2 separate regions of the Mus musculus genome follow, and region 1 is linked to region 2. A link is a loop called in an ENCODE intact Hi-C map of the cell type or tissue named here. Cell type or tissue: heart. All regions are shown on one strand.

Region 1 (5,000 bases), 53 kb after region 2:
CAGGGGGTAAGTGGGACACACTCATGAACCAAAGAGATTTACGTGTAAGGAACAGCTTGGTCTTCATCCGTTACCCAACAGCAGTTGGTAAAACTGTGGTTCTTGATATGCTTTTAAAAACGTTCCCTCATTGCACACCCAGGAGGTGGAGAAGGAAGAATAGTGGCAACAAATTGGCTATGAACACAGATCACACTTGTGACATATTAGTCCTTCTTGAGCCAAGTGCATCTTCCACCTCCAGCCCCATTGAAGCTGGGCTACTGCTTGCAGTGGTGGGACCATCCTGACCAGACACAGGCAGGGGAAGGGAAAACACAAGTCTAATGTGACCAATGGCCTGGATTCACTTTTCAGCGTGCACACATACACACACACACACACAGAGACGTAGACATACACATAGATAGACACACACACACAGACAAATGCACACAGATAGACACAGAGAGACACAGACACATAGATAGACATAAAGGCACACACAAACACACAGAAAGACAGATACACACAGACATACACACACACATACATACACACACATAGAGACAGACACACAGACATACATACACAGAGAGAAACAAGTACACATACATACCCAGAGACAGATACGCACAGAGAGACACACACATAGACAGACACATATACACACACAGAGAGACAGATACACAGATACAGAGAGACAGACAGACACATACACAACACACATACACACACAGATATACACAAACTCAGACAGACATAGAGAGACACACACACACATAGACACACACACACAGACACAGAGAGAGATATATATAGACAGACAGACAGACACATGCACACACACACACACACACACACACACACACACACACACATAACCTCCCCCTAAACTGAATAATAAGGGTAAAAGAATGAAAGGGACATAGGAAGAGGTAAGACTCTGGGTTCTTAGGTTCTTAGAATACACCTGAATCATCTGAAGCTAACCTTATTCTCAGATGGCACCATGAAGTCTGCTTTTCCATCGGGGGAAGGGGTGCGGGAAGAAGTGAAAGGATTTTTTTTAAGATAAAAAAATGTAATGCGAGCTTTCATTATATAAATAAAAATCCCACTGGGGCAAGCCAGTAGTTACCCTTCATCTCTGTGAGGAGAAATTTCAATAAAAGGATGTAGGTGGCGGAACGGAGGCCTGTACAGATGTCGCTTTCTCATTATTATTTTCGGCGTTTGGAGACTCCCCAAAAGACAGACTGTCTCCAATAGAGCCTGGCTGTTTTCTGATCCTTTTAGATGCTGGCTTAGAAAAATAAAACAATCAAACCAGCATATGACCGGTCCTGAAATACCTTAACTCTGGCACCGACTTAAATTATAAAAACATCAAGTGTAGAACAGAGATTTAGAAATTTCAGATGTGGTGAGAAAGAAAACAAAACTCACCCAGTCCCCACACTATTGTGTGTGTGTGTCTCTGTGTGTGTGTGTCTGTCTATGTGTGTATGTGTCTGTCTCTCTCTGTGTATCTATGTGTGTGAGTCTATGTATCTCTGTGTCTGTGTATGTGTCTATGTGTGTATGTGTCTGTCTGTCTGTCTGTCTCTCTCTTTCTGTCTCTGTGTATCTGTGTGTGTGTGTCTGTCTATGTGTGTATGTCTCTCTCTCTTTCTCTCTGTCTCTGTGTATCTCTCTCTCTCTCTCTCTCTCTCTCTCTCTCTCTGTGTGTGTGTGTGTGTGTGTGTGTGTGTGTGTGTGTATGTGTGAGTCTGCCTGCCTATGTATCTCTGTGTCTGTCTGTCTGTCTATATACATTGCTGGTCCTGGAACTCTATTTTACTTGTTAGTGCTCGCCTAACGTGCACAGAGTCCTGGGTTGATCAGTCTTGGTTAGCCTTAACTGTCAACTTGGCACAGCCTGGTCATCTGAGAAGGGAAGATTAAGCCAGACATGGTGGCATAGGCCTTTAATCCCAGAACTAGGGAGGCAAAGGCAGGTGGATCTCTGAATTAGAGGTCAGCCAGTCTAGATAGCGAGTTCCAGACTAGCCAGAGGTATATAGTGAGACCTTATCAGAGTGTGTGTGTGTGTGTGTGTGTGTGTGGTGGTGGTGGTGGTGGTGGGGGCAATGAAGAGGGAAGAAAGAGAGGAAGAGAGGGAAGGAGAAAAAGGAGAACAATGCCTACATCAGATTAATATATATGTGTAGATATCTTGATTATTAACATATGTAATTGGAGCTAGGTCACTCTAGACTGCACCATTCTTGGGTAAGTGGTCCTAGGCTATACAAAAAAATTAGTTAAGCATGGGACACCTACCAAGAGTATCCACCATGGTTCCTCTTTAACCCAACACCATATAAATTGTGTGGTTACAAACTTGGAATCTCAGGCAAAAGGGATCAGATGTTTGCTCTTGGCTACATGAGGCCAAGTCTCAACAAGTTTTTTAAAATATGCACATAATCTTAAAAATGTGATTCAGGGCTGGAGCAATGGCTCAGCACTGGGTGTTCTTGCAGAAAACCAGGGTTCAATTCCCAGTATGCACACAGCAGCTCAAGACCCTGTGCAACTCCAGTTCCAGGGGAATCTGGTGCCCCCTTCTGGCCTTGTCAGGTACTACACATTTGGTGTGTCGCAACACATGCCGTCAAAAAAACAAATGTGCATACACATAACTAACATAAAAATAAGTGTGATTGTATGGAGTAATCACCTTCTACCTCTATCACATTACATCATGGACATTTTTGTGTTATGTTTATGTTTTTAAAATATTATTTTAGACATTTCTTGGTATAAGTGAGCACGGAGATTGTTTGCAAGCTTTGCTACGAGGGATAAATCTATAGCACACTTAAAAACAAAACAGTCTAATTTTTATTGCAGTCTGGCTTTAAACTCTAGTGCACCTGCTGCCTCAGCCTTTCGAGTACTGAGATTACAGACAGGGCCACCAGAGCCGGCTTCTAGACACAATCTCATACATACGTTTCTGTTTATTATTTATTCATTTGGTTTTTATTTTTAATTTTTGAGATAGAGTTTCTTTGTGTAGCCTTGGCTGTCCTGGAGCTCACTTTGTAGACCATGCTGGCCCCAAACTCATAGATATCTGCCTGCCTCTGCCTGCCAAGTGCTGGGACTAATAGCATGTACCACCACCCAGAATCTGTTTATATTTTATATAAATACCAGGCCACAGATCCAACAGACAGGGAGCCCTATCTACATACCCGCGGGCTTGTTAGAGTCTGGATTACATCTTGATAAAAATTGGGTAACAGTAAGTCACACACACTCACCACTTTGTTACATGAAAAATGCTCTGTGCTTGTTTTAATTTTTGTTCTTGATTACCAGTACGGTTGAACATTTTTCATGTTAATTGGCCACTTGAATTTGATCTCTTGTGAACTGTCTACTCATGCCCATTCTTTAATTAATACATCCCCCATTTCCTCGTTAATCTGCAAAAATTTTGTATGACATTAAGAATATTACTTATTTATTTTTATTTATTTTGGGTTTTCACAAATAGGGTCTCTGTACATCATTCTGGCAATCCTGGAACTCAGTAGATCAGGCTGGCCTGGGACTCACTCAGTAGATCATGCTGGCCTGGACCTCACTCAGTAAATTAGGTTGGCCTGGAGCTCACTCAGTAGATCAGGCTGGCCTGGAACTCACTCAGTAGATCAGGCTGGCCTGAAGCTCACTCAGTAGATCAGGCTGGCCTGGAACTCACTCAGTAGATCAGGCTGGCCTGAAACTCACTCAGTAGATCAGGCTGGCCTTGAAGTCACTGAGATTGGCCTGCCACTGCCTCCTGCATGCTGGGATCAAAGGCACATGCCACCACACCAGGATGAATATTACTATTTTAAAATCAGAAGTTGAACCATTAACCAACTTAATGATTTAACAAGATTTACAAGTATGGAATGCTAATGTCAACTAAATAGCTCACCAATTCGGTTAAGATGGGAAGCAGTAAGAGCTAAAATCAGAGTTTTATAAACAATCATAGAATAAACATAGAATTCTCGTTTTACTAACTCCTTTTAAAGGAATGACTACATTAACAAATGGCAGGTCACATCAGAGGTTGACTTCTGAGTCTTTATCAGGAATCTCCTCTCTCTCTTCCTGCTAAGCAGCTAGAGGACACCTGGGCAGGCCAGAAAGTCCAAGTATTGTGTCCCATCTCTGTGTCCACAGTTGGGCAGGGCATTTTCCAGAAGTTCTTATCTGAACTGTAAGCTGCAATCTGGGGTCTGAATTCTGAGCTCCTGGGCACCACCCAGAATTAGTCAAGTGATTATAGGAAACCAGAAAGACAAGATTCAGTTTCACCTTCTATGAGGCCAGGACTGAAGCAGCGAGGGAGCCAGGAAGGTTGAGAAAGAGGGGAGGGTGGGGGGAATCCCTGAGCAGTCCCCGGTGGTGGCCACTGTCACAGTCCAGGGGAGCATCTTCACCCTCAGCATGTCTGCTGTTAACTGTAAAAGCACAAAGTGGGGCTAGCCAGGTTAGGAGGGCAAGTAGAGGGTAATGACTGAAAAGGGAGACAGGGAACCACCTTCCACCACGGCCAACCAGGGGACTGGGTGAGGGGCTGGCATTCAAGTCACTGTGTGCCATTCACACATGCTTTGCCTACCATGGCTTGGGCAGTAAAGATTCAAAAATAAAACAGGAAGTCCAACCAAGCAGGCTGCAGCCTAGGAACAGAGGCTGGGGTGGAAGGATGTGTCTTAGAGGATGCTGAAGTCAAAGCAGTCTCTGCTCTAGGCACGGGAAGGCAGATGTCACAGACGGGCGATCAGTGGTGTCAGGTGTTAAGTTGTCTGCTGTATCCACGTTGTAGCATTCCCAGGTGAGAAAGACCAGGGACAGACCTGTTTATGATGACCCCTGGGCTCATAGATTTTAGATCTACTAGAATGGAGATTTGAGGGGTTGGTGTGTGTGTGTGTGTGTGTGTGTGTGTGTGTGTGTGTGTGTGTGTG
Region 2 (5,000 bases):
GAGAGTCACTACCGGGCTGCAGGACCAGCTGCCCCCTGCCGGCCATGCTTTCATGCTGGTCACGACTTATTCTTCTATAGTCAACAGATATGCCTGAAGAGAATGGTTCGGAAAGTCTGTAGGTTTGCGGAAATTATTGCCAGCCTTTCTCCACTTAACAAGTGGGGTAAAGACAGATTTGACAGACAGGAGTGTGAGGACATATGGTATTTGTGCTGTGGGTTATGTGTCTGATGTGAATTCGAGGCTGTCTGATCTCTTCCACCGCTTCATTTGACAGAGATCCGCATGCTTGTATGAGAGGCCTGGCAGAGTCTGGAGAGTCTCTGGTTTATTAGCAGACCCCCTGATAGGCCGCCTCACTGAGCCTCCTCCCTTCCAAGTGGTGGTAGCATTAAAACATCCCAATAAAAAGGAATTTAGATCTTTTAACATTACTCCTGGAGTCGGAATTCTACTTGGCACTTGGAGATATACTGAGGGGTTGGGGAAAGGCTGCCACCAGAAAATTATTTCTAATTGGAATCCTTGAAGCTGAACAAATACTAGGGACAGACTGGCAGGTTTAAGAATCAAGGGGTCACGAAGAATGGGTAGAAGGAACAGCCACAGAATCCTGCCCTGCCACGACAGATATAGTGGGTACCGCATACACCCTGATGAATGGGTAGTCCTCCTCTACCCTGCTTTTGAGGCATCTGGGAGAATGTTCAAGAAGCCAGCTTGTAAATACCTTTAGCAAACCATAGCAGAAGATTTCTAACCACAGGGCGTGTAGATAAGAACATCTACTGGGCTGATCTAATACTATCTTAAGGCAGAGAAGGGAAAATATCAACACTGTGCGCCACCCCTCTCTGCGTGGCCTGGACCCTCTCCCACACAACACGCTCTCGGTAAACTGAGAAATGCGGGCACACCACACGGCTGCTGGGGGTGAGTGGTCCTGGCAGCAGAGTGGTTGGCGGTACACAGAACGTGTGGGAAAGCGCGTCAAAGGCCCACCGTTGGCCAAGAAGGGGACAACATCGTCACTAGTAATCTTCACCATGGGCTGCAAAGCTTAGCCTCTTAACTCCATTGCAAAGTCATAAAGGAGGGCACATATGAGATTTCCTCCCTGAGACAAGTTAGGGGTGTGGTGTGTGGGTGAACACGGGAGCTTGGATAAGCTGACTTTGATGAATTGTAGAAAGGGGTCAGAGGCAGGGGCTGGGGAGAGAGCCCAGTTGATAAAGTGCTTGCTGTGTAAGTCTGAGGGCCTACATTTGACATCTAGCAGGCACAGTGTAAGGGTGGGTGTGGTGGAACATGCCTGTGATCCTACTGCAGGACAACTTGGAACAGGATCAGTGGGACTCACTAGCCAATCAGCATAGCCTGCTTGGTGAGTCTCAGGCCAATAAGAGACCTTGTCTCAAGACAAAAACGAAGCATGTGGATGCTACCTGATAACCCCTGACTTTGGCTTCCACAAGTACACGCACTCACGTGAACACACACACACACACACAACATTCTCCAGACACACAAAATGATCAGAAGCAAATAACATAAAAGGTTCTGGCAAATTCACTGACTGTGGAGGTGTCCCACCCCTGAATCCTGTCTTTCCTGTGGCTGGATACTTTCTGGTGAGGGCATAAAGCATGCAGCTCCCTAGCCTTAGGGTCTCAGCGAGCTCCTACAGACTTCTGTCCTTGTGAGGGGTAACAAGATGAGGGCTTGGCTAGTGAGCAAGCCTGGGTTTTAGTTCTTCCCTCCTTCCTCGGTGGGACAGACCTGACTATCATATCTCAGCCCCACAGGCCTGCCTAAGTTTCCTTATCAGTGAAAGGAAGACATGACATTTGGAACAATTGGATGAGGTAATGGGCCCAGAGGGTCTCTTAGGTGCGAAGCACAGCCTCAAGGTTGAAGTGAAACAGAAGAGAGAGAACCACGCCATTCACTCTCTCATGGGCCCTCCTGAGGTGTAAGCCGTGGTTCACTGTCAGAAACCCTTTGTCCCTTCTGTCCTTATCGGTTGCAGTGGACAGAGTGGGAGGCAACAGACAGGTGGGAGCAGGTGGCTTCCAAACTCACCCAGAGAAGACCAATCCTGGGACTACAGTGGAGAGACAAAAATGGAAGAAGGGAACAAGCCATTCCATACTCAGAGACCCCCTGTCCAGGGCTCCGCATCCTGCATCTCAGTCCTTAGGCACTGCCAAGGTTGGGTGAGTCACTACAGCTTAGATGTGGATGGGGCTTTCTGCCAGAGGAGTAAGCAGGAAGCCCAGCCTACTAACATCAGACAATTCCTGCACTTCGGCAGCATGGGGACTCTGAGGGTCCAGGGCACCTTGTCTTCTGGGGGAGGCTATCTGTACACCTCTAGGCTGTTCAGTGGGATGAAGGAGGCCCTGTTCTCCACAGTTTTCTCTTATTCTGGACTTCTAAGGGTGTGGAGCTTAGAAAGGGCTCCCCAGCCCCACCAGGAGACCAAGGGGTGCTAAGTATTCCTGGAGAGCCCTAGTACCCTAGGACTGTGGGAGAATCAGCAAGCTAAAGAGTGGTCTGAATGCAGTAGGGCATCAGATGCTGCACACGCTGCCCTTGGGAACAGCTGTGGGCTGCGGTCTCAAGGTCTCAAGGACAGCTTCAGACCTTATCAAATGCTCAGTGCATTGCCCCCGTAACTAAGAACGAGACGGCTGGTCATCAAGATTCACATCATTTCAGAGACAGCATGAAGGCCACTGAAGGCGGGGCTAGGGACTTGGGGTTAAGTGGAGTCCGGAAGAGTGAGTTAGTCCCTGGCAATGGCTTAGAGCTGGCTAGTCTCAGGAGCAGCAAGTGGGAACACTTCCCTTTCTGGCCACCAGAGGTCACTGGCTCCCACTGCTGGAGCTGTAAGATGTCCTTTCAGAGAGCCTGTTACCTGGGTACCAGGGCCAGAGCATGAAAGTCTCCTCGAGCCCTAGTGCCAATTCGGACCCAGGAGAGAAATGGGGATTCCTTAAAGAACGTCTTCCATGTCCCTGTCAGGGAGTGTTGAGAGGAGACACCCGAAATGGCCCTGGCATCCCATGCCCAGGCTCTCCCTTTAAGGAGAACCCTAAACACAGCAAGGAAATGGCCAGGGACTCTGTGACCAGCTGCTCCCATTTACTTCAGAGAAGAACAAACACATTTAGAACAAACATTCCCATTCATTCCTTTTCATTCATATGCTTCTGTCTCTGTAGGCAAACAATCGAAAGCCACTGACGAGTTCTGTGCAGCACAGTGAGCGTGTGTGTGTGTGTGTGTGTGTGTGTGTGTGTGTGTGTGTGTCTGTGACTGTGTGTCTGTGTCTGTGTGTATGATGTGTATGAAAGTGTGTGTACATGTTTGTGTGTGTATGCAAGTGTATATGAGTGTGTGTGTGTGTCTGTGTGTATGCATGTGCATGTGTATGCAAGTGTGTGTGCATGTTGGCATGTGTATGTAAGTGTATATGAATGCATGTGCATGCATGTGTGTGTGCATGTTGGTGTGTGTATGTAAGTGTATATGAGTGCATGTGTGTGTGTCTGTGTATGCATGTGCATGTGTGTGAGTGTGTATGCAAGTGTGTGTGCATGTTTGAGTGTGTACACGAGTGTATATGAGTGTGTGTGTGTGTGTGTGTGTGTGTGTGTGTGTGTGTGTGTGTAGGGAGAGCATGTACTGGGAAGGCAAAGATTTCACAGCCTGCATGGACACCCCAATATGACTCCCTATGGCTTCTGGGAACCAACCCCTGATTCATGCCAGCACCAGGCTAGAAGAGCTAAGCCCCAGGTCTCTCCCACAGGCATCTGGCTGGGTCCTCTCCATAAAACACCGGGAAGACATCCAGGGCACATGAACTCCCACATGTCCCCTCTCTCCCAGAAGACTCACCTCCCATTTCCAAGCATTTTGGGAGGGGCCGTCTGGAAAGAGGGAGCCCCTCCCCCACCGTGCGGTAGGGTGTGCACAGGGAGGCCAGGAGCCTGCTGCTTTTTCTTCTGCTTTGGCTCATTTTCCTTCTGGAACAGCAGGCTCATCTCCTGCATTTTTAATAGTGGAGCACATTTAGCATTCAACACACACGTGCAGGTTGATAAGGCCCAAGGAGAAGGCAACAAGCCATCCATGGGAGGAAAACCTCTTCCCATCTCTCCCCTGCCTCTTGCCCACATCAGCCAACATCAACTATCTATTCACCAGGGCTGGCTGTGGTGGGAAGGGACAGCAGGTGACAAAGTTATCCTGGCTGGCAGTCACTCTGCCAGAGCCTGGTCCCTGGCAGAGCGGAGGTTCATAATAAAGGACAAAATGGTCAATGTGGCTCAAAAGACCAAACAACCATTGTTTCCTCTCTCTTTCTTGAGATGGGGTCATCCCCACTCCGCCTCAGCATTCTGAGCGCTGGGATCATGGGTTCATGTGCTGGGACTGTGGGCACATTCCCAGTTATCTTCTGCTCAGGGACTAAATCATTTGCCCATCTCCCTGTGTCATTGTGGCCTACAGGAACATCAGCCAGGGGCTCTGTCGCTTCTGCCTTCCTCAGGGGTGATCTCCAACAGGCAGGTAAACTAGAGGAGAGTGCTCAGAGAGCTGCAGGGGAAGGATTAAGGCAGTTCAAAGAAGACAGATTTAATGGCTTGGGGACTCTGTCTTCCTCTTTCTCCCCCCTTTCCTCTTCCTCTTTCTTTCTTGTAATGCTGGTGACCAAAGCCTCCTGCAATGTTGGACGAACACTTTATTGCTGAGTTCCTCCCCTAACCTATCGCAGGGACAGAGTCTTGCTAAATTGTCCAGTCTGGCTTTGAACTCACTCTGGAGCCCTGGCAGACCCTGAACTTTTAATCCTCCTGACACGGACTTCCAAGTAGCTGAGCTTACAGGCCTGTACTACCAGACCTGGCTCCTCCTGCCCATGTCTTTCCCTCTTTTCATTGTGTGTGTGGGCACATGAATGGCACACGGTTTGTGTGGAGCTCCGC

The links. Hi-C counts contacts between places; a loop is a spot of excess contacts. Peaks named below come from ENCODE experiments on the same cell type or tissue, not always from the same donor. Only the 100,000 strongest peaks of a DNase experiment are listed, where the experiment ranks them.
Region 1: it touches region 2 in a loop (5-fold over the local background); 26 of 42 quality-filtered maps call a loop at or near these places.

What each region holds. Positions count from the first base shown.
Region 1 is chr12:33,278,582-33,283,581 of GRCm38, reverse strand. All of the region lies in intron 3 of Atxn7l1 (ataxin 7-like 1), which reads right to left. Among named protein-coding and RNA genes, the nearest start is that of Gm38649, 23 kb to the right of the region's middle. In heart, no CTCF peak of the experiment used is centred here; no DNase peak of the experiment used is centred here.
Region 2 is chr12:33,331,956-33,336,955 of GRCm38, reverse strand. The region is part of intron 4 of Atxn7l1 (ataxin 7-like 1); the gene reads right to left. Among named protein-coding and RNA genes, the nearest start is that of Atxn7l1os2, 60 kb to the left of the region's middle. In heart, a CTCF peak has its summit at 38 (motif pointing left); a DNase peak (open chromatin) is centred at 2,865; H3K27ac peaks cover 228 bases; H3K27me3 peaks cover 357 bases.